Regions from separate parts of the Mus musculus genome. Here region 1 is linked to region 2. A link is a loop called in an ENCODE intact Hi-C map of the cell type or tissue named here. Cell type or tissue: left cerebral cortex. All regions are shown on one strand. Each heading gives the region's core, and the rest is flanking DNA. Links, peaks and the distances in the headings are about the cores only.

Region 1 (12,297 bases), core at 1,640-9,639, 45 kb after region 2:
GTTGGTTGTGTAAGCTTGACTGACCTTGTGATTGCATAACATTGTCCCATTCTGACCACTTCTATCTTTGTTGTTCCTTGTGTCATTTTTTTTTCTATATAAAGAATTACACCTGAAAGTTTTATTATTGTCTCCATACTGACACATTGCCCTGGACTTGTCTGTAGCTATATTTTGTTTCATAAGGCAACATTGACTTTTTATGCATTTGTAAAATTATAGAATTGAGAAGATGGACTGGATGTGGGTGAGATGAGTTGGAAGAGTATTGACCTGCTCAATCAGCAACATCTGATTGATAGAAGAACCAGACATTGATCCTTTTGCTGAAGCTCTGATAAGCAGTGTCTATGCCACATGACAAGGAACCCAGGATGGTGGCTGCAATGACTCAGTGAACACAGTCTTTTTAGGAAAAGAACAATGTGCAGGGCCAGATAGAATTAACTACCATTTAGAAGATCAGAACCAAGAGTATGACTGTGACCATGACTTGAATTCTGAAGCTTCCTCATTCCTGAGTTGCAGTGGTCAAGACCCACTAATGTCCAATAATATACAGAAAACATTTAAATAAAGAGCCTTAATCACATAAGCCAACCCCCAGTGAATTGGTTAAGGATGTAGGAGCCCGTCTTTCCCTTGTTCAGGTATTTCTTCATTTTTGCTCCACTAGAAGACAAAGCACAGGAAGTCTATTTGCTTACAATGCAAATGTGTCCTGTGAGAGAACACAGAAGGGAAGCAGAGTAGAATGAAACATTTCTAAGAGCATTCTGAGGGATGGAGCAAGCACTGGGCTATGTGGAGTTAACCATTTAAAAGTTTTCATTTAGAAAATGGAGATGACTGAAGAAGCTTCTGAGAGCCCACTGCTGTTCCAGGGAGAAGGCACCAACAGCCAGTGTCCCCAGCATGCGTGACTAAGGTCACAGGGGCCTGTGGACTATTAGAAAGGGGCTCTATAGGTTATTTTAGCATCCTTTGTAACCGTGTGTGTGTGTGCGTGTGTGTGTGTGTGTGTGCACATTTGTATGTGCATATGCCTGTGTGTGTGTGTTTTCCCTAAAAAACAGCACATTATCACAGTGCAGAGAAGCTATTCATGGAACCCAGGCATCCCAGGGAAGCTCTTAGATACTACCCATAATTCACTTTCTTTAAAATACAAGTGTGTTGCAGATAGTGTATGCATGTACAGAGGGTCAGAGACTTTGAGTACATTTAGTGAGAAGTGGTTGAAGAAAACAACAATAACAACAGTGCTATTGAGAAATCACAACTGCTTTTGGCAGCAAAGTCTTTTGTGAAGGTTAATTTATGGCCTTTACCTAGTTCAATCAGGTTGTTCGGTCAGTTCTCATTCTTCCTTCTGCTTGGTGCACTGTGCTCTGAATAGGCACATTTGAGTTTACAACTGTTCCTGAGGATTAGGGCCCACACAACAACGAGCATGAAACCTCTACAAATACATTAGAACCATTAGTCATTAATGCGAGTGGCATAAGGTCAATTATGGAAAGTGTGACAGTTAATTATGGACCTGGCCATTATGGAGTTTTAAAGAGTACATATGTGTAAACAAAAACTTTATTTTTTTTTCTTGCTGTCTTTTCTTATTTTGAGACAGGATCTTATGTGGATCACAATGAACCCAAAGTCATTCACTGTCTAACAGAACATGACTTTGGGCTTCAATCCTCATGTCTCTACTGTTAGAGGTGTGGGATTACAGATGAACCACCACACCAACTTTGGTGTGGTGTTGGTGATGAACCCACTCCTGAGTAAGTTACACACCAACCCTCCATTCCTTTTCCACTTTCTCACTAACGCTAAGGTTGGAGCCCAGGACACCTCATGCAGAGTGGAGAATTGCTCTTCCACTAAGCCACACCTCCCAGTCTAAACCTCTCATCTTTCTTTCATTCTTCTTTCATTCTAATACTAGTGACTCAAAGGAGGTCCTCACACATACTAGCCAAATGTTCTCCTCTGGAGCTATATCCCCATCCCATTGACCATTCTTTAGTGTTTTAGGGTACAATTGTTCCAAATGTTTGCAAAGTTGCCCAAACAGGTCTTGAACTTGCAGCTCTCCTGCCACACATTTGTGTGTTGTTGTACCACCAGGTCCAGCCTGTCTTCTCTTTTAGCAGTAGGAAACTCCACTGCAGTGGAACCCACTGAAAAGCCCTCATAAGCTCCACTCACTGTGACTTCCTATGAAGCAAACTAACTCATCACTGCCAGCCCTAGGGCACCATCCCAGCTCTACAGGCATCTATCAAGTCCCAGTGACAGCACTGGGGCCCAAGCAGGATGGCTCTTGATACATGTGAGCTTTGACAGGTTCATCTGGGACCAGGAGAGATGCTCCATGTGACACAGTCTAGTCTGCATTTGTCACAGAGAGGACAGTACTTCAGACATGACAGTTTTGTTACAGGTTTGCTAAATGTCTGTAAAACCATAATAGCTTATAAAACTAAAGAAACTCATAATACAGGGACAAAAAATGTGGGGGAAAAATCTGCTTTAATGCCAGTTGTAAACAAAGATAAAGACATTCAACTACCCATGGTACAGGTGTACACCAACACACACACACACACACACACACATACACACACACACACACACACACACACACACACACACACACACACACACACACACACACGGAGTAAACCTAAAAGGTATTTTGAATTATTTCTTACACACAGAAAAAGCCTATTTAATCTGCTGTTATCCCGTCCTCTTCCTCTGCCCTCCAGATTTCATGCCATGGGTTTTCCTGGGCTCTGAATTCTCATGTTTCCATTCTTCCTTTCTTTTTAAGGACTGTTGCAGACAAACCACATCTCAACTCTTTGTTTTAACTTTGAAGATTAATAATTCCCCTAAGATGTTGCATAAATGAAGATCATTCAAATAGTGTTACCAAGAGGGCTGAGTTAATATTCTCTAGCTCCTGGTATCTCCCCTGCCAGGCAAGCATAAGGGTGAATATTCTCAAAAACCTCACAGCAATACAAGTCCCATTACTAGCATCACTTAAATATTAATGTCATCTTAATTGTTATCAAAATTAATACAAAAGTTTAAAATTCATCTAATTCCCTTTCTATTATCGTTTAGATTTTTGGACATAGTATTTTCTTGGCCTTGAAGGATTATTAACATACAGTCTGGCCATCTGGAGTTAGTTTTATCGTGAATGGGGTCTGGCCACCAGTCTTTTATGAGCTAGTCTGGTTCCTCCCTTCTGTCCTCAAAGCTACTTGAGACTCCCATAAATGAGAGAAAATACAAGTATCTGGCCTCACAAAGGCAGCGGATCTGCATGGAGCAGCTCTGGCTAGTCTCTGCCAGAAGCATCCGCTTACACCTGTCTTTGTGGCTTCTGCAGCAGAGTGCAGCTTTCACCTTGCTCTTGTCTTGACTCACGCAGCTTTGCTCCACCATGTTTCCCCAATTGATACTTCCCTCTTTCATAAGTGAAGGTCACTTCCTTTAGCTTTATGACAACGGAAGTTTCAACAAATTCTTTTAGACCACAAAATTCCTACGGAGTTTTATTTTATTTTAAAAAAGTAGAAATAAATAAAACATATAGGAGAGACATAGAGAAAAATGATTCCACTCTTCAGTCTTTCTCTTAGTTCCCTGTAATCTCATTACTTCTCCATGAAATCGTATGTATTGAATGAAGAAGGAAACAAGTGTCAACCATTAAGCTGCTGTCACATGCTGAAAACACTGGAAAAGTTTAGAGCACAGAGCTTTCCCAGCTGAAGCACAGAAATTTTATGTCCCTGACAAACTAGCAAGGATGGTGTCATTGTGTGTGTGGAACATGGGTAGTGTACCAGATGGCCTGCAAATGTGTCCCTGACAAACTAGCAAGGATGGTGTCATTGTGTGTGTGGAACATGGGTAGTGTACCAGACGGCCTGCATGAACACACATAGGACACCAGTTTGTGAATAATTAGCTGGCAGTGAAGGTAACACATCAGTCCATCATTGTCATTGTCAAAGATAGTAAGTCCTCAGGATTTAAGGAGATTGATTATAAATACAGCATTTACAAGATACAAAATATTTTGTTATGCCCAACTTGCAGGGACTGAAGAGCCAATTGTGATGCAAACACATAAGGGTCTCTATATGAGCTTGCAAGCAAGGTCTCTCACTGTCCCTACTGCAGCGTGTCAGAGTGAGAACCCCAAGTCTAGGGGTGCAGGGTATTTATTGTAGTTACAGCAAGCATGGGGAATTTCCATATGCTTCAGCAAGTTAATCTATAAAAACTGGATTTCTGGGTGTAATGCGCATAAACCGAACACAAGGGAAAAAAAAAAAAACAACACCTGACAAAAGGGTGGCTAAGTTACCTATTCTCTGCAGGGTGTCTTGAGTTATTTGTATGTACCTTGACCCCGCTATTGTAGCCTGACTGGCTGTTGCTAAGGGGTTGGGGTTGGGGTTGCCATAGAATGCTTGTTCAGGAGGACTCTGATTTTCTTCCTGGAATTGGAGTTTAGACCCTGGTCTTGCACAAAATAGAGTTACTTCAAAAACAGAGTTGGTTGGACCTTGCAATTTGTCTAATAAAAATAGAATTATGACAACTTGGACACTTTATTTTCAGCCATGGAACAAAATCGACTTTTGTTTTAGCTTCTGTGGTTTCCTGACAGTTTTCTATGAGTGACACGAGTCATTATTGAAGCCTTTCACGCTAACACAAACTCGAGGGTTTTATACACTGGAAGGACAAGGGAACAGCAATTCTAGAACCAGAGTTTTGAAGTGATAGGAAATCGTTTGTGCTGAGAAACATTATCACTGTCCATCAGGAGGTGTAGATGATCAGATGAGAGACACTGCATGAGCCATGGGGTGAGGGGAAACCAGCGTTGCCTTAGGATTAGAATTGTCGCACTCAGACACAACTAGAAAGAACCCATACTCAGGATGGTTACAGCAGGGAGAGCATTAGACCTCAGGATGAAAGAAGTAGGCTGAGAGGGCAGAGGCCGTTAATAGTGACCTTGAGAGACCAGTGACACCCAACTGCATGGCCTGCAAATGTGTTCCCGCAGGCAGAAAAACCGCAGGGAAGCTCTTTTAAAAGTAATGAGTCACTTTCACAGTAAAACAAGCACCCTTTGCTCCCAGTGCCTCCTTGCCATGAATGGTTCAGCAAGTCACGAATAGCTTCAGAAATGCACAGAGCTTCAGGGGCATCACTCTGCATGTAAAAGAAGGGTGGAAAAATAGAGGTGAAGACTGCCTAAACGTTTGTCCCTACACCAGACCAATGTTTAAATACGCAGAAAGTCTGTAGTTGTGAATGTTTTTTTTTTAATGAATCATAAATTTTATTTCAAAATGTAAACGTCACTAAACGTGAATGTGTTTATAAGTGAGTGACTACATACATATACACACTGCTGAGTACAGACCAAATTCTTTGCAATGATAATTTCCATTTAGAATGGAGTATCTAGTTTACTGAGAACCTTCACCTTGCAAAATTATTTTAGGCTTATGATCTCAGGTCGCATTGAGAACATTCAAACAAAAATACAGAAGTAAACCGTAGGAAAGTGTTCAGACATGACAATTGTGTTTGCTGCATAGAAGGCAGGCATGCACAGGTTGTTTTCACAGAACCTATGTCCAAGACTGACCCAGGCCCAGCTCAGCAGGAGCAGTGGCAACCTCATTTCTTCATGGCCCTCCTGCTCCCTCTACTGGCCGTCCTGGAGATGTGCAGCTGTGCCCTGTTGGACCTCTGGTGTCTGAGCTACTTCAGAGCTCTCCCATGCTTAGCAGGAAGACTTTTGTGCTCCTGGGCCAAATGAGAAGAGTCTCTTCTTCCTCTTGCAGGAGTGACAGATGGACTTCCAATTCCAGAGGAACATGGTGAATGGTATCCTGTTCCACAGGGTCCAGGTTATGTCTTTGCTCCAGTTGAGGCTCCAGTAGCTCACCCTCCAACTCTTGCTCAGAGACAGCTCCTCTGATGCTGGAATACAGCCCTCCTGATAAACTCCATGCTGAGCTCCTTCAGCAACTGGAGGACCTGCAGCATGTTCTGTGGAGGTGATGGGATGGGGAGGTCTGCCCTACAAATGCCCTTGAGATACTTCAGGGGAATCCATCTCTACATGAAAGAGAAGAAATACAGTGATTGAGCCTGGGAGATTGTCCAGGAGGAAGCCAGACCCTGCTCTGCAAGAAGAATGTTACAAATTGATGAAGCAAAGGTGGACCTGGGTCCTCTGGAAACCATTGTTCTCGGGTGCTCTGACACCTTTGTTATTTCAAGTGACTCCTATTTACACTTTGGTCATATTTGCTTTAACTGAATTTAGAAAGTACTTTAATAATGTTAAACATATATATGAGAAATAGATTCCTATCCAGGGACATCAGTCTCTGAGATGATTGACCTGATATTTCTTTATTCATCTACCTATCATCTATTTATTTTCATGTACTTAGATTTATACAGTCCATACACCAAATTTATTTTCATATTTCATTACACTTTACAATCAACTCTTTCATGTTTTTACTTGGCATTTTGTTTAGTTCCTGTAATTAATAACTTCTTATTGAAAGCAAAATCAACGCCCATGGGTTTCTTTTCTTTTTTTTTATTAGATGTTTTCTTTATTTACATTTCAAATGTTATTCCCTTTCCTGGTTTCCCCTCTGAAAAGCTCCTATCCCCTCTCCCCTCCCCCTGCTCACCAACCCACCCACTCCAGCTTCCTAGCCCTGGCATTTCCTTATACTGGGTCATAGAACCTTCACAGGACCAAGAGCCTCTCCTCCCATTGATGACCAACTAGGCCATTCTCTGTTACATATGCAGCTAGAGCCATGAGTCCCACTATGTGTTTTCTTTGTTTGGTGGTTTAGTCCCAGGGAGCTCTGAGGGTACTGGTTAGGGGCTGCGGCTCAGTGGGTAAGAGTGCTGACTACGGCTGCAAAGGACCCTGGTTCTGATCCCGGCTCCTACTCGGTGGCAGGCTTTCAATTCCCACTAATTACCTCTTCCCATAGGAGGAACAACAATATGAACACCCATGTTTCGTAAACCAAAACAGAACGGCGGTAAGATTTATGCTGTTGTACCACAAGTTATGATTGTGGCAGTTTGTGATATTTGCCTTATGAGCATGGAAGCAGATTCTGCTGTCTGAAACTATCAGAGTTCCAGGGAGAGGTAGACTCCATCGAATCGCCGTGATCCTCAAGGCTGTGGGAACACTAAAGGGAGCTGGCAGTCTCAATGGAGAGGCTAAGGAATGAGTAAAGTCTGGTGCGAAGTTTAAAAAATAAAGCCAGGCTTCCTTTGAAAGCTGCCTTGTAGAAAATAAAGCACACGTCTCCAGATGAAAACCACACAATGAGATTCCTGAAAAACAATTTTAAAGGAATGTTCCAAGCTGACAGTATGAAATATAGACGAACATGCAAGCACACCAAAAAATGATATTAGGAAGCTAACACATGATATGAGTAAAAATGATGGTGAGGAAATCGAGATGACACGGAAACAAAAAACAGACTGGACTCAAAGAACTCCATGTAGATGCACATCTGGAGGCCCTGATGACAGACCAGGTAAAACAACAGAATAAAGGCATCTGAACTTGAAGGTATGTGGAATGGGATTGCCTGAACAAAGTCTGAATTGTGCAAATTCAAGAAGATGTTAAGAAAAGCAAAAAAGGAAATCAGTGAAATAGTATCCACAATTTCCCTCAAGTTTGCAACCATGCAGACATCCAGGTAAGGCTTCAACAAGGACCAGGTACAACTATGTGGTCAAAAAGAACCCAAAGCCTTGTGGATATTCAAATAAATAGATAAAGGAAGAGCTACAAATGGTCACTTTAAGGGCATATCTGAAGCATGCAAAGTGTTTAAAGAATGTGGTGCATGTGGAGGTACACTACAATGAAAATACTAAACTATAGTGTGTAATTCAGATGGGGCCAATTCTGAGATCGGGTAGTGTGTCTGGAGTGGGGAATGGGGGTTTTCATGCTAGAGAGGAAAGGGAAGAGAAAGTCTCTGGCAGAACACTAGTGGAAACAATAGTTTGATCTAGATCTGGCTGTGCTTCTGAAAGATTCCAGAGAGTAAGGCAGGGATGAAGACAGTGTGTGGATTTTCTGGGGGCCAACTCTGCCTTTCTAGGCTCTTTTACTCCCTCATGCCTCTAGACTGAGTGTCTGGGAACTTCCAGCCGTTAGAGCATGGAGAACATGAGGGTGGAAGGACGACTGTTGCCCTGTTGCTGAGAAGAGTGTCTCCTTAGGATTTTTATACTTTCCATTAGTTCCTTTGCTATGCAAAAGCACTGACATTTTATGTTATTTGTTGTGCTGATTTCCCATTTCTAACTTCTTGCTGTTTCCTGGGTTGTCCGGATCCTTTTCATAACGCCCTTGCCTCTCGCTATAGTGAAGAGTTTTCTCTGTGTCTGTTTTACCTACCAACTTCAGATTCATTGCACTGGTCCTCGTAATGCTTTCATATTAGTGTTCTGCTATTCTGAGGTCTACAACTCCATACTGCATTCAGCCAGGTACTGTAATAACTCCCACCACTGCCCTTTGTGCCTTTATGTTATTCGAGAATTGATGATTTTGTTTTTAAGTGTAATGTTGTAACACATTTACTGAAACTTCACTATATCTTAAGTAAGCACTTTCATATTATCATTTCAAAGAAAAAATTCATAAAATGGGACTTACCCAAGGGCTACATTGAACATTACTGACATGAGTGGTATTGCTTCCCTATCTGAACAGCAAACAGCAAAAGCCACTTCCTCTCTTTGCTTTCATGACAACCTACATCACATTTTGTTCCCACGCTAAAACCAAATATGTGTTTTGCTCTCTAGGAAAGTAGAAAAGAAAAGAAAAGAAAAGAAAAGAAAAGAAAAGGAAAGGAAAGGAAAGAAAAAAAATAAACTGTCATGAACATTAGGATGCATACTATCTACTTGTTTCATTTTACTCTCTGACATCATCATGAAATAAATATAATGAAAAGACAGTGAGGCAGAATTCCACAATTTAATTTTAACACTTCAAAAGTATAGTACAATTAAGTGAAAAATTGTGTACAACTGAAGGACATAAAGTTCTTCCTCTCTGGAAAAATAGTCTGAATGTCTCTACCCTGCAGTTGGAGGTGAATGGAGATGGGAATGCAAGACCTCTCCTCCCTTACTCCAAACAAAGCAGATAAACACCTTTAGTTTGTATTTCCTCTTGAGCAACAACCAAAGGTACAACCATCAGCGTGTCATTACATCTGTACGGATATTTCAAACAGAACAAATATTTGATGATTAAGTATGGGTTATTAAAAAAAGCATTTGGCAGAGCAATTAGTATTTATTCCTATGAATGAAATTAAGAAAGACTGGAAAATGTCTTCAAAAATACAGAGAAAGCTGTATTTTTATACAGGTTTGCTGTCATTGTCTAAGTATTTTTTACACTCTGATTCCTGGGATTGTGGGTCTCTACTGAGATAAAAATCCCTCCATGTGAACACAGTAAACATAAGAACAGCAGACCTCTAGAATTTATGCTTTTGAAAACCAAGTACACACCATATCCAGTATGAGTTCTGACATCATCAGGATGTGGTAAGGGCATTTTCCGGCAGTGAGTTTCAAGAGGGAGACCTAAAGATACCATGCTACTCTGAAGCAGAAAGTGTGAGTAGACTCAAAACCCATCAACAAGTCACATGGTACTTGGAAAATGGCATTATATTAGGATCAGACTACACACACACACACACACACACACACACACACACACACACAGAGGGGGAGAAAGAGAGACAGAGACAGAGACACAGAGAAACAAAGAGGAGGGTAGGAAGATAGGGATGGAGATAGACAGGGTGGGGGTGATTATTATAGGCTGGAGACACTGTAGACATCAGTGCACACAGGGTGGACAGAAAGGGAGATGTCTGTTTTCATCCTGTTTTTGAGGGAACGATGAGACACAACCTCATGGCTTGCAGGACCTGGTTCCTGAGAGAGAGAACGATCAGCAAAGCGCCGTCAACTGTAACAAGTCACCAATGGGAATAACAGTAACAACAAAACATCTACTTCTGTGTTCTGAAGAGCCTCTGTGCCATGACAGCTCTGCCCAGTCTACACAGTAAAGGAAACTCATCAAGCCGTGAGAGCATCATTTCGAATTTCAAAGAAGCAAGGAAGACAGAGGGGACAGGTTAAATAATTGTTCCTAAAAGCGTAATACTTAGATATGAAGCCAACTTGGATAGTGGGTGTATATTTTCATATGCACTTTGACTTTCTACCACACTGATTAATTTTATTAGAAATGAGACTTGCTATTTATATTTGGTATATTTGAGGTTTAGTGGAAAAATTAAGATTTGATTTCAAAGTCAGTATCTGAGCCCTGTGCTATGAGGTCACAGAGAAAACACACAAATGAACCCTTCCCTATAAAAAGGGGGGAAAAACAGAGAAAACGTTGATATCTTTCTTCTGCCTACTCTGTGATTTCAAAGGCATCCAACTGCCTTTGGTCACTTCGAAGAAACTCCAACTCCTACTTAGATGGGATGACATTGATTTCTAGGTACCCGTCTGCTTCTCTTCCCAAGTTTCATGATTAGTTATATGTAATTCTGTACCTGAATTCACAGGAGTGCTGGGAAACCAGGTACTCATGTGTGTGCTGTAAGAATACTGATGACTGAGCCATTCAACAGCTTTTAAGAACATATTTTGGGTGAAATTATTTTCATTCTTTATATTAGATGAGTAAATTTTATATACATGATACACACATACACACACATATAGTGAAAGTTAATGAAAATTCATTCAGTGGAGAAGTTCTAAATATCTTTGTTGAAAAGAGCAGAGAAAGTTGACACAATAATGAAAACTAAAATGATTGATAAAAAAATGCCCAGACACAAAATGAAAATGAGTTAAAGAAAGCGAAAACAGAGTTGGAAAGAGAGGGGAAGACATTCAGAAAATAGAAACTCGTGTTTTTCTCCTATTTAAGACACATTCACCCAAGATGGTCTTCAGAGAACCTAGAGGGGAAGGATAAGAACCAAACAGCCCAGAAGACCAGCAGCATTGGCAATATTCACCATGGCTAGGCTCAGCACTTTCCTAATGGTCCTGGCAGTGATGAGCTACTGGTCAACCTGCCCTCTAGGATGTGACCTGCCTCAGACTCATAACCTCAGGAACAAGAGAGCCTTGACACTCCTGGTACAAATGAGGAGACTCTCCCCTCTCTCCTGCCTGAAGGACAGGAAGGACTTCGGATTCCCCCAGGAGAAGGTGGATGCCCAGCAGATCCAGGAGGCTCAAGCCATCCCTGTCCTGACTGAGCTGACCCAGCAGATGCTGACCCTCTTCACATCAAAGGCTTCATCTGCTGCTTGGAATGCAACCCTACTAGACTCATTCTGCAATGACCTCCACCAGCAACTCAATGACCTGAAAACCTGTCTGATGCAGGAGGTGGGGGTGCAGGAATCTCCCCTGACCCAGGAAGACTCCCTGCTGGCTGTGAGGAAATACTTCCACAGCATCACTGTGTACCTGAGAGAGAAGAAACACAGCCCCTGTGCCTGGGAAGTGGTCAGAGCAGAAGTCTGGAGAGCCCTGTCTTCCTCAGCCAAGTTGCTGGCAAGTCTGAGTGAGGAGAAGGAGTGAGTCTGAGACCCAGTGGAGAGAATCTCCTGGACTAGGACACTGCACCTCTCTGCCCAGATTCTACCATCTCAAAGATACCAGTCATTTTGACATGAATTGAAACAAGTTGCCTAGATGCTTCTGCAGTAATGAGCAATGCTCTGTAAATCTGTAAAGACATTTGTTCTCCATCCATTCAGATTTATATACATTATTTATTTATTAATATTTATTTTTATGTAACTTATTTTCTACTTTAATTTTAAGCAGATTTATATTTTCTTCAGTGTAACAAATACATAATTATCCAGTTAATTTTCTATGTTCCATAAATTATTCTTAAAAAAATCTGCTTTGGCTTTTTCATTCTTTACATCTTTTCAGACATTATCAATGTTTTTTATTGGATATTTTCTTTATTTACATTTCAAATGTTATCCCCTTTCCCGGTCTCCCCCCAGAAATCCCCTATCCCATCCTCTCTCCCTGCTTCTTTGAGGGTCTTCCCTCAGTCATCCACCCAGTCAGCCACCCATC
Region 2 (12,297 bases), core at 2,648-10,647:
ATTCTTCAACAATTCTTCCAGTTTTCCTCAAGACAATCATCAATTTAAAACAACAGGGGGATTCTGACCCAGTCCAGGGAGTGCTTCGCTGCATTTGTTGCAGGATATTTGATTACACTGTGAACCCTGAGATCACGTTATTTGCTTAAAATGTTGTTTCTAGTTGTGGCGTGGCTCAGTCTTAACACATACCTTTAATCTGTCTGTCTGGAATACAGACATGCTCTTATACACACCTTTAATCCCAAATAATGAAGGTAAAGTTAGTTTGTGGATGCAACCACCCATGTTTGAAAGTGGTGTCTAATTGAGAGGCAGACAAAGGGATGAATCAGAGAAAGCATCCATTCTTTAAGTTTGGCTGGATGTCCAGAAAGACTGGAGAGGCTCAGAAGCAGCCAGAGCCTCCAGCCCAGAGCAAGGAAAGATGCAGGAGCCTCTGAGACAGCGAATCACAGTAAGCCACCCGCAAAAGACAATTTGAGTTATATAGGACTATAGTGCACTAAAAAAATGGGAAACTCCATTTCTGATCCCTTAACAACAAGGAATGGACTTGAGGGGATAGAAATGAGAGGCCAAAGCTTTTAAGTTCAGACTCCATTTTAGAGAACCTGACCTAAGTGTGAACTCAGGTAATCTAACAGGCTGGCACCTAGCATGGCACCAAGCTGCCCCCCAACAAAACCTGAGCCTAGCTCCAGTATCTAAGCCAATTCCCAACAAGACCAGTATTTCTAGGTTACACCCTCAACAAGACCAGTGTCTCCAAGTTATTCCCCCAACAAACCTGCACCCCCAGGTTATAAGCCCACCCCGCTGCCTAATGACCACCAATGCAGAGGGGAGCAGAAGTTAAGTTTATGATGTGACTCCCAGCACCAGCTGATTATGTTAAAGGACACAGGAGCTTTCCAATTAGATGCTTGCACATGTAATCCCTGCTTGCTGCTTACTATAAAGCCTTGCCCCATAGACATTCGGGGATTCCCTACCACAGAAACTGTCCTTCATGAAGTGTTGGGGGGGGGGGAAACATGGTGAGATAGCTTGAATGGAGTAAACACCCTGCTGTGACCCTGAGTTGCATCAGATTGGCTCCTGTGTGTGTTTTGGAGGATCACTAATATTTCCCTGGCACATTACTTGAAAAAGCCACTGTAGTACTTACTGCAGCTGTGACCATCAGAGTAAATCCCTCTCTACTTTGAATAGTAATTTTACATATTTCCTCTCAAGAAAGATTGAAAAAAAAATAGCTGTAGCACAAGGAAAAAAAAGCTATGTCTATAGAAAGGCTTGAGAAACAAAAGACAGAGAAAATAAGAGAACAGAAAATGATTAATTATGAACCTATCAAGGATAGGTTGAGGATCAAGATAGATTGCCCATTGCCAGTGAGTAAGAAGCCCAGCTATCAGGGATGGAGAGTTTCTAACTCCTAAGGAGTTATGTAGAACTAAGAGCTGAGGGTCCCAACACCCCAAGCTCAGAGCTGTAACATTAGCAGCTGGGTGTTGAGCGACTGGCACTCTAGACCTATAAGCCTGAAAGCAGAGGGTCCTAAGTCCCTGAGCTTGGTGTGCCTGATGCTAAGGGAGTTTTGTTTTGCTTGGTTATCTTTTCCATCAAAATAAAGCAACGTGTTCCCCCCCCTCTCTCTCTCTCCTCTCTCTCTCTCTCTCTCTCTCTCTCTCTCTCTCTCTCTCTCTCTCTCTCTCTCTCTCTCTCTCTCTTTTGCAAAGTGTTCTCAATTGGTGGTGCTTGCATTTGAAGACTTGGCTCCTGTCAGGAGCTAAAATAGAAACTAAAAACTAGCAGGTGATCTTCCTGAGATGAGTCTGCTTTGGATTAAAGTCTATGACAGATTTGCTCTGGTAGGCCAAGCCCAGGAGAAATCCACTTTAGAGAAGATTCCTGCTATTAATATGATATATATATATATATATATATATATATCATCCCTTTGAGCAGATCTCTGTAGAACAATGAAGATGTACTGTCTGGTAGTGATGTTATATAATAATTCTATAGAATTCCTGATTTGATTCAAATAATTTTAGGAAGAAAGTTTTTAGAGATGTTGCTAGAAAGATGTGGTAAATTTAGAATCGAAAATAGAATGTGCCCACTCCTCAGAGTAGTGAGTAAAGGCTTCATGATAAGAAATACAATGAGCTTTTGTAATCATACTAAAATGAGAAATAGACTTGGGACAAATTTAAGGAATGTGTTTAAGGAAAAACATTTAAGTCCAAGGATAAAGCCACAGGTGTGCACTATGATAAGGCAAGGCTATGAAAAACCTGTTGCTTTGAACATTTAATGATTATATTATAGTGAAACACTGCTTTGAACTTAGTTTCAGCATCCTTCTGCAACTACCATTTTATGCAACATTTTATCTCTGAGGTAATTTTCTAAAGAACTTTTTGTCCAAGGTAGTATTAAAAAGACCAGAGAAAAGAAATAAAGTTGTTGGTTGAATGGATTGTCTTGGTGAGCTTTGTCCCATCCGTCCATCCATCCGTCCATCCGTCCATCCGTCCATCCGTCCATCTGTCCATCCGTCCATCTGTCCATCCGTCCATCTGTCCATCCGTCCATGTATATGTTTGTGTGTAGGTATGTGTGTATGTCTGTAAGCATGCATGAATACTTGTAGCGTTGATTGTGACAGGCAGTCAGGCCCAGCCAGAGTGTGGGGATATGAATGTTTGAATATATATGTGCCTGTGCATATTTGCCTGTTTACAGCATCTTAATTCTTTTCCTTCCCTTCCTTTCTGGTTCACAAAGAGTTAACAAGCTTATCCAGAGAGGCTTCTGGCTGACTCACCAGAGAAAGGAGCACCAACAATAAAATCTTTTCACTTCATCCCCTGCTGTTTTATGATGAGGTGCTAAACAGTTTCTCCCCTCAGAGGAACTCAGAGAAGGCTGGTCAGCTACTGAAGCATAGCGACTTAGATGTAAGATGGATAAGTGTTTTATTATTATACATCAACCCTAAATAGCTCCTAAGACCAGTCTTACCTCTACTGACTGCTCTTCCCCCTCTGCTGCCTCAAGAAGAACCAAACAAAGAAGTGCCGCTGGGGACTGCCCCACCCCCACCCCAGGTAGGCTCTTAGGAAAGAAATAGAAATTTGCAGTACAAAGTGCTTTAGCCTTCTTTCTTTCCAGTTCTCCTATGATTCTTTGGACTCTTTTGTCATCCACAGTGGAGACACTGATGGCCCTGCCCTGTCTCTATGGAAAATTGTGCAGTCAACAAACATTTTGATATTCTGATTAGGATGACCAAAATAAATGACTCAGTGCTGTTCATTGGTATTATTCTGTCTCCTGAAAGCAATTCCAGCTGATGTGTTAGTCATCTCTATATGCACTGGGCTCTTAGGATACTTTTTCTCTTACTATGGCATTTACTTCAATTTCTGGCAGCTCAGTTTCCTTTTTCTGATGCTGTCTCCTCTGAACAGGGAAGTATGTATACAGATACATATCACCTCCTGCTGCAGACTGGCCTCAGTAGGGCCCCACTCAATCCACAGGAGAACTCGGGGTTCTGGACAGGTGGGCAAAGAGTTGGCGAGAAATGACAAATAAATACAGACACGAGGGAGTGTGCTGTATCTGAATGTAATGTCAAATCAAGCATCAAACTTTTTATACAGAAGAAAATAGGGAAGTTAGGTACAAATGAGGTTACCAGATACTTAATGACTCTTACACAAAACAGAGGAATGCAAACACAAAGACTAGCAGGAACTGGGCAATAAAACAACTGAGACAAAGTCAGCTCTATCTAAGGTCAGCTATATTCTTAGAAGCCAGGTGTGAGGTCTTTACACTCCCAGGCCAAGGACTTTCATGTCCAAGCCATAGTTCTAATTAGGGAGTTCCACTCTAGCTAACCTTCTCATGAATAATGCAATACTCCAGTTCCTCCTTAAACCACAGCCGGATCTACTTCCTAAACCATTGTAAATTGCTGTATATGGGAGCGACTTGGCTTTTATTCTAAGTGATAGTGTGGGGGAACTTTCTACTAATAAGTAATGTAGTCTGCCATAGATAACTATAATAAGAATTCTAAACTTACTTTGCTAAGCTTGCCCTGAGATTTCTAACTCTATGTAGTAGATAGTAATGCCTAATTTCTTTCACGGTCTCTCTTACAATACTAGAGGCAATTCTACATGTCACTGAGCCTGTCAAGCAAGTCACTACTGGAGTGGATGTAGCAAGCTCCTGGATTCCTTTCCAGTTCATTAGGTTTAGTCATTTGGGCAGAGCTCTGTTAATTTACTGTATTTCTGTGCTCCTTGGGACATCCTTGATATTCACAAGATGGGTTTTGAAGCTCAGCATCGTTAAGGGCAGAAGCTTGGTCACAATCACAATGTCATCACTGACCTTAGTAAGCCTCAGTTGCTCCCAGACAGTACAGCATTATGATCTTATGGCCCCACCCACAGGCATCTCGGTGCATAGCCTGCCCTTCTGTACTGCCTTCATTAATGGAGCTCTGACACCTCTAGGGATGAAGTGGCTCTGCTATATTGTGGGACTTGTGGGAACTGGCTGGCACACAGTGGATCTCTTCCTTAGCTACCTCCTGGTATGTTGGACCCTCACATTTCGTTCTCTGATACTTTATGTCTCTAGCAAGTTATTAACTTTGGAATATGAGTGAGAATATGGTGGTGGAAAATTTCAAGAAAAGATAACAGAACAGGGCCAAATCCCAGAACTTTTATGCCAATAATTAATAATAATAATAATTAATAACTAAAAGCAAGTTACATTAAAAGGGAAATAGCAAGCAGACACCTGAAGGTTATCACAGAGAGAAGCAGTGGAGAGATGAGATGCTTGTTTCCATTTTCTTAAACTGGTCCCTGGGATAGAAGAAAATGCAAAGGTCAAAACCCATTTGATGCAGACCTTAGTTTCCTAACTCCCGAATGTGGAGAGAAGCAATTTTAAAGTGTCATCTGTAACCCAGGATGGAGTGATGCCTCCTATACTGCAGCCACTCCTTACCCAAACTATCCTCACAGATGTAGATTTCTTGGTTAATTCCTCAATTAGAGTATCACAGCTATTTCCTTCATTCCTCTTACCACATCCACCAATTGGCAATCATCCCCTTCTCTGAAATTCCTTATGTCTGTCTGTTTATATTTTCTTCTTTTGTGAAAAGAGGCAGATGTGGAAAGAATGCAAAGTCACTATTCAAGACGAATCGAGAATTTTCTCTGGACTATGAAGTCAAACAACACATTCTGACAATAGTAATCAATTTCTAAAATTGGCAGCTTACACTTAAGAATGGATGTGCCATCAGTTGTATTTCCTACCCTCCCATGCAGGTCCATGCTTAGATTGCCAGGCTGTCCTGCTCCTAGTGTGTGCTCAGTGCTTATGCAGTTGGGCAGAGCAAGCTTGAACCCAGGAGCACGGGTTGCCACTTTCTTTATGAGGCTGCCCATCACTGAAAGTGTGCTGTCCTTGAATCCAAATGTTCTTTCTCCAAGATGGGAAAGCCAAAGGCACAGCTCTGCCCAATAATAGGGCTATTTTTTCTCCCCTCAAGGAAGAGCTCATTTAACCATGGAGAAAAGTCTGCCAGGAGATGGAGTTCTGCACAGACTAGAAAATCACTGGGGGTTTTGCACTTCTTACCCACCAGGTGTCTCTCATCCCTTAGGAGGATCTTATTGGATGCTAGTGTGAAGTGACTAGAAAATCTATTTGCCACAATGTCCATTGCATTACTTCATAACAAGGGCAATTGCTTGTTTCCAAAAATACTGAATGTTGACTAGGAAATGGGAGTAGTCTTTCATATATGGAAATTCTGAAAGAAAAAAAAAAGCCACAACTTTCAACTTTTGCTTTCAGTTGGTGGTTGTGTATATCTAAACGGAAAATGACAGCCAGAAAACACCACGAGAAAGAAAGCAGCTGCTCTAACGAGGAGAGCAGGTTGATGTGGAGCGGGTGAGAAGGGAACCGTGGGGATTTCTGCACAGGGCTAGAGGCTATTGCGATCGAAGGGGAAGAATGATACCCAAGAACACAGCAGAGCCAGCTTCCATGGAGTGGATGCTATAGTTTGCACGCAAAATGCACTCCAAAGGCCTTGGTGCCCTGGGTGCTGGTTCTGTGTAGTGCTGTGGGCCTTCAAAAGTGGCAGACTCTTAGATCATGGCTGGAGAATATGCTGTTCATTCCATGGGCATTGTGGGATGAGGATTCCTATCCCCCTCCCCCTTTCTTCCTGTCTTCTTGTTCTTCTTCCCCCTGCTCTTTAGACCCCTTCCCCTCCCTCTTTCTTTCCCCACTTTCTTTCCTGCCCCCCCCCACACGCCATGCCTCTCATGTTCCTTAATGGAGATATGAGATCCAGCTCTGACACATGCTCCTGTCAACATGTTTATAGTTTTTCTTTCAAAGTACAATCCTCCTCCTTAGGCTGATTACTAAGGCCCAGCTATCAAAGGCCTCCTTTGACTCACCTAACTAACATGTCTAATTAAAATTAAACACCTCATCCTAATACAGGGTTTCTATCTTTTTCTACCCCCCCCCTTCTAACCCTCCATTTTTCTATGTGCCATATCTTTCTCTATCCAGAGGCAGTCCTTTGTTCCCCCTCCCCTCTGGGACAAATGCCCCTCTTCTTTGATCCCTGTCTCCTTTGTTCCTTTCCCCTTCTCCTCTCTTTGTCCCTTATCCCTGCCCTCTGTCCTTCTAAGGCAAATAAATATCCTATTTGCTGAGAACTTTTTTTTTTTTGTTTGTTTTTTCAAGACAGGGTTTCTCTGTATAGCTCTGGCTGTCCTGGAACTCACTTTGTAGACCAGACTGGCCTCGAACTCAGAAATCCGCCTGCCTCTGCCTTCCAAGTGCTGGGATTAAAGGCGTGCGCCACCACCACCCGGCTTGCTGAGAACTTTTTTGGAGGTATTTGAGCTGACTTCGAAGTTCCCTACACAGAAGATGGACCCATGTGACTTGGATCCATCCCTGTGTCGTTATATTTGAATCCAAATCTTTTCCTGTGGCTTAGCCTGTGTTACTTGAAGGTACTTGATTTTTATCTCACATCTATAAATTATATAGTCTCCTCTCCCCTCCTTGCTTCCTCTAACTTCTAAAAGCTCATTTAGTCATTCTTCCTCCTTTGTGGGAGAAAACAGAGAAGTCGCCTTCTTTTACCCACTCCTCACATCCTGTGCCTACCCGTTTTTTAACAGTCAAAGGTGGAAGTTCCATACATAGCAATGCTGGGTGCCACTTGGAACTTTCTACATATGCGTATGCGCTGAGATGTGATAGGAAAGAAGAGGCAGACTTCCTTCCAGGCAGTGGGGAGGAAAATATCCCACTCTTATCCCACCTGGATCACTAACAAAAGCTGGAGTCCAGTGGCCAGGAGTTCTATGGGTTTTTTTGTTGGTTTTTTTTTTTTTTTTTTTTTTTGGTTTTTTGGTTTTTCGAGACAGGGTTTCTCTGTATAGCCCTGGCTGTCCTGGAACTCACTCTGTAGACCAGACTGGCCTCAAACTCAGAAATCTGCCTGCCTCTGCCTCCCGAGTGCTGGGATTAAAGGCGTGCGCCACCACGCCCAGCTTGAGTTTTATGTTTCTTATGGTCTGAAGCATGCCACATGAACATAGGAAAGGAGATGAGGCAATCTGTTTTACTCTCCCTGACCCCCTAAAGCCACCTTTCCAGTTTTTATTGGGGATAGAATGTGCCTTACTAGAGATGGATAGGCAGACTTTTCATCACCCTTTGGGTGCTAGGCCTTAATACTTTAAGCATTAGAGTCTAGCCTTTTAAGATTCATTTCCGGATAGTGGTTTATTTTCCATTATGATCCTAGATGCTCAATAGGGAAGCATTGGCTCTATGGGTCTCACAGAACCTGGCCTATCCCATGCCAGGACTAAGTACTGCTCAGAGTAATTAGAGTGCAGAGGAAAGACTGAATGGTTCAGAGGCATGACCGAGGTCTTAGTTAGAATTTCTCTTTCTAAAGACACCAAATGTTTGCCTAATCTAAATTTAATTGTACTCTGGAGATAGCATTATTAGAATTAATGCACTTTGAATATGGGGTATCTTCCCAAATATGAATCCCCCAAACTAGGACTGTGGTGTGTCAGAAATGTCACAGTCACCTCTCCCTGCCCTTCTAACAGCATCTTGTTCTATAAGCTAAAGCCAGTTCTCAAGGAGCTAAGTGACCCAGTCTCATAATTCAAAGTCAGAGGATCCTTTATCTTTCCCTGCAGGCGACAAAGACAAAACACCCCAGTCCTTTAGGAAATATGGATATATGTGTGATGGGATAGCAAATAACATTATTATGAAAATCAGAGTTCGTTTCTCTGGAGGATGGAATATTGAGGAATATCAGTGCCTCTAACTGTGGCAAAAATGATTGTGAGAGATTCCCTCAACAGATTACTGAAGAGGGCCTCCTGACTCAGAGAAAGGTCAAGCTCTAGCAGCTCACAGGGCAACCTGATGGGCCTGGTACCCAAGGCCACCTGGTGGGGCCTGGCAGAGGGGATAGAGATCCCTCGGGGGACATTAAAATGCCATTCAGTGAAATCAGAGGAGTTGGAGGTAATAGCTGATAGTCATATGCTTTCATACATTTTTATAGTTATCTGTTTTCTTATTGTTGCCAGGGCCACTGAAGGGGTTGGGAAACCAGAGGGAGATTTAGGCACAAAACAGTCTGGGGGTCACTGTCTTCTCTATTTTACAAATGATGGCGATCAATTGCTGAGATCGAATGCTGAGGCCAGCTGGGTCTGGTGAATTACATAATCCCTTCGCTCTCATGCAGACGTTCTCAACTTCCTAAGGCTGTGACCCTTTAATACAGTCCCTCGTGTTGTGGTGACCCCATCCATAAAACTATTTCATTGCTCCTTCATAACTGTAACTTTGCCACTGTTGTGAATCATAATGTAAATAACTGATATTCAGTAGTATTTCTTATATGTGACCCACAAGTGGAGATAGCGCTAGTGGTTGATAGTAAACTTTCAGTATCCCAGATTGGTCTTGTCTCTATACTGATGATTTAGATGCTACCTTCCAACTCCTTGAGGAAGCCCAGGAACTCGACTCCACAGTGTTGGTTGTAGCTAGTTTAGTAGTGACCTGGGCAGATGTAAGAAAATGAGAGGAGATTAGGAGTGAGGCTCAGAGTTAGCGCAGAGGTTCTTTGTAAACTCATGTTCTAGCAAGGATACTTGTGCATCACTGTGACCAGATACCTGATGTAAACAATTTAAAGGAGCAAGATTTATTGAGGCTCATGGTTTCAAAGGACTCAGTGCATGGTCACTTGGGCAGAACGTGTGAGTGACAAACACATGTAGTGCAGGACTGGTTCACCTCGTGGTGGACAAGAAGCAAAGAGCAGAATTCCGGTACTAAGACTTATTTTTCCAACCCCCAATCTCATCTCAGTTCCCAGCCTATGGGATGGTGCCACCTACACTTGGGGAGTCTTACTGTTTTCATTTCATCTTCCTTGAAATGCCTTACAGACATACCCAGAGGTGTGTCTCGTTAATCCACGTGATTCTAAACCCATTCAGATTGACAGTGAAGAGCAGCCATGATGCGTAAAGGAAATTGCGACATGCACTCAGATGCTGTCAACACACATTCAGGGACACTGCTATTCTGGATCTATTTAACATTTAAAAATCCATGTTTGTATGTAAATATCATGCTATTCTTTTTGACCAAAACAAAATGATATTGTTATACAGGTAATTCCCGGGAATATGTCTTCACACCTAGAAGTCAGACCACCCTGGGTTGCTGAGATGCAGGAGCTCGCCCAGCAGCTTCACAGTGTCCAGGGGCTTTTTCTAGAAAAAAAATGTTGTGACTGAACCTCCATTGTATTTGCTTTTATTTGTAGCACACATATGTATAGCACCTAAAACATGATGCTAGAAATAAACATCTGTATTAGAAACTTCTAAACAAATAAGTAAATCTGTTCTTAAACCTCTTGTAATTACACTAATAATTTGCCAATACAAATATACTGATGCTGTGCTGGAGATGGAGCTCAGGAGTTCAGAGCAGTGGTTGGTTTTTCAGGAGATGAGGGTTAGACTCCCAGAATCCAACCATCTGTTAACTCAAGCCCCAGGGGTTCTGGCGCCCTCTTCTGACCTCTGTGGGTATTGCACCCATGCCGTGCCCAAGCATACATGAAGCAAAACATCTGTATAAAATAAATAAATCTAAAAATACATACTTAAGTGTTATAAAAAAATCAGCACTAATGTTTCAACACTATGAGGATGAAAAAGTATTTCCATTTTCTTTCAAGGTATTTTTAATTCCAAATTTGGATTAAATATTCTTTGTATAAATTATATAGATGGAAAATGTACCTTTTTCTTGTACACCTAGCACCAGGACACAGGAAAATTTTTATTTTGAAATTAAAAAATAAAACATGATTAGCTGGGGGCATTTGTGTTCCGGAATGCGTTTTTCTTACTCTACATGAAGTCTCTAATTCCCACCAATACATCTTAACTGCAGTTATATACCAGAGCCACCCACAGAGCAAGGTAACACGGACTGTGTTGCTTGTACACACTTTATTCTGATTCAATAAATTTGTTAAATGGCTCTAGAGCCAGCAGTACTGACAGATTCTGAAATGGTTCTTTGTAATCAACTGGTATAATTGGTGGGGCTTAACAGAGGTGACAGTCTCCTTGAGGTTGCTAATCTCACAGGACTCCTTGATTCCTGGAAGATGTAGTGAGCACCCCTCATAGGTGATGACATACTAATCACTCCTACTGACAAGATCTAGAAGCACCTGTGAAACAGGCCTTGGACACGCCTCTAGGGGTTATCTGCGAGTGTCACTGTTTCCTGGGCTTGGATCCCAGACCAAGTAAAAAGAAGTGAGTGATTCTTTTCTTCTTGACTCCGGCTGCAATATGATAGAGTGCTTCAAGTTCCTGCTGCCTGAAGCTCTCTGTTATGAGGGATTCGTATCCTTGAACTATGTAACAAAATAGTCCCTTTCCTCTTTAAGTTTCATATGTCAGGGAATTTTATTACAGCTATGGGAGTAGAATTTAATAATGGTGTGAAAAATGCTGGGTTTTTTTTTCCAATCTCTGCCTTTTAATGAACATTACAGATTAAAGGCCATTTCTTCATGAATATTAAATATGCTGCAAACAGAGACTTTTTAAAGGCTAATAAGACCCCACATGCTCTCTGTCTACACGACAATAACTCTGTATTAAGGACCCAAAACAACTTTCCCCTGAAATGTTTATGATGTTCGTGTCATGTGAATAGTGGGAATTAAAGCTGCCATTATAACAGATGATGAGAGAATAATGTTATGAATACCAAGAAACCAAGACTGGGTTACAGACTAAATGATGACAAGATGATCTGGTAACATCTTTTGGGGAAGAACAAAAGTTTGGAAAATAAGACTTGTGTGCCATAAGACTGACAATCCCTAAAAAACACACTGGTGTTTTAGCTGTTCATAGACTCTCCTGTGCTCAGCTCTGGGAAGTCTGAAACCCACAAAGATTCTGTAAGTGTGGCCAGCATGTCAAGAACGTAGCACGACATTCAGCACAAGGCTAACTTAATAATTTACTTAATAAATAATATTTCCTGTAAGCGATCTCCTGTGGCTTTAATTACATGCCTACCAAAGGGTAAATATTTGAGATATATGAAATTCTAGATTTTAAGTTAAATGTAAAGAAAATCTGATATTCCAACGTGAACTTCTTCTGAGGACTATACTGGGGTTTTCAAACTCCAGGCAGCACTAATCTCGAGGGTCTCTGATTCCTGGAGTATACTTTGTCCATCATAATTCTGTTAATATTATTTTTGCAATGTAGGGACCACCTTGAAAATACAAGTATGATTATACCTGTGTAAAGAAAGGAAAGACAGAGAAGTTTAACTTTTAAAATGGAATAACAAAACATACAGCATTTTTGATTGAGGTATCATCTATGAAAAAGAGGAGAGATTTGACAGAGCACCCGGAACAGATTTCTGCAACTGGCGAAGATCTCAATGACCAGCAATGGAGGCTAACACACCATCTCATCAGGGTGCACTAAAGTCCACCCTGGTGAAGACAGCTCCAACGCACAGCTGCAGGGAATGGGATCCGAGACTCATTTTCCATACATTTTGGCATGTTCTGCCTGAGCTGCTCTTGTTTTCTTT

What was found. Peaks named below come from ENCODE experiments on the same cell type or tissue, not always from the same donor. Only the 100,000 strongest peaks of a DNase experiment are listed, where the experiment ranks them.
Region 1: a loop joins it to region 2, with 2.5 times the contacts of the local background. A loop is called at or near these places in 9 of 42 quality-filtered maps.

Annotation. Positions count from the first base shown.
Region 1 is chr4:88,690,139-88,702,435 of GRCm38, reverse strand. Ifnab (interferon alpha B) reads left to right here and starts at 11,168. Exons shown (of 1, transcript NM_008336.2): 1 at 11,168-11,837. The coding sequence starts at 11,209. The coding sequence ends at 11,781. In left cerebral cortex, for the core only: a CTCF peak has its summit at 5,771 (motif pointing left); a DNase peak (open chromatin) is centred at 5,761.
Region 2 is chr4:88,736,579-88,748,875 of GRCm38, reverse strand. Gm13274 (a long non-coding RNA gene) reads left to right here and starts at 4,159. Exons shown (of 3, transcript XR_390699.4): 1 at 4,159-4,627; 2 at 5,914-6,012; 3 at 9,819-10,566. In left cerebral cortex, for the core only: CTCF peaks have their summits at 5,693 (motif pointing right) and 10,235 (motif pointing left); DNase peaks (open chromatin) are centred at 5,616 and 10,221.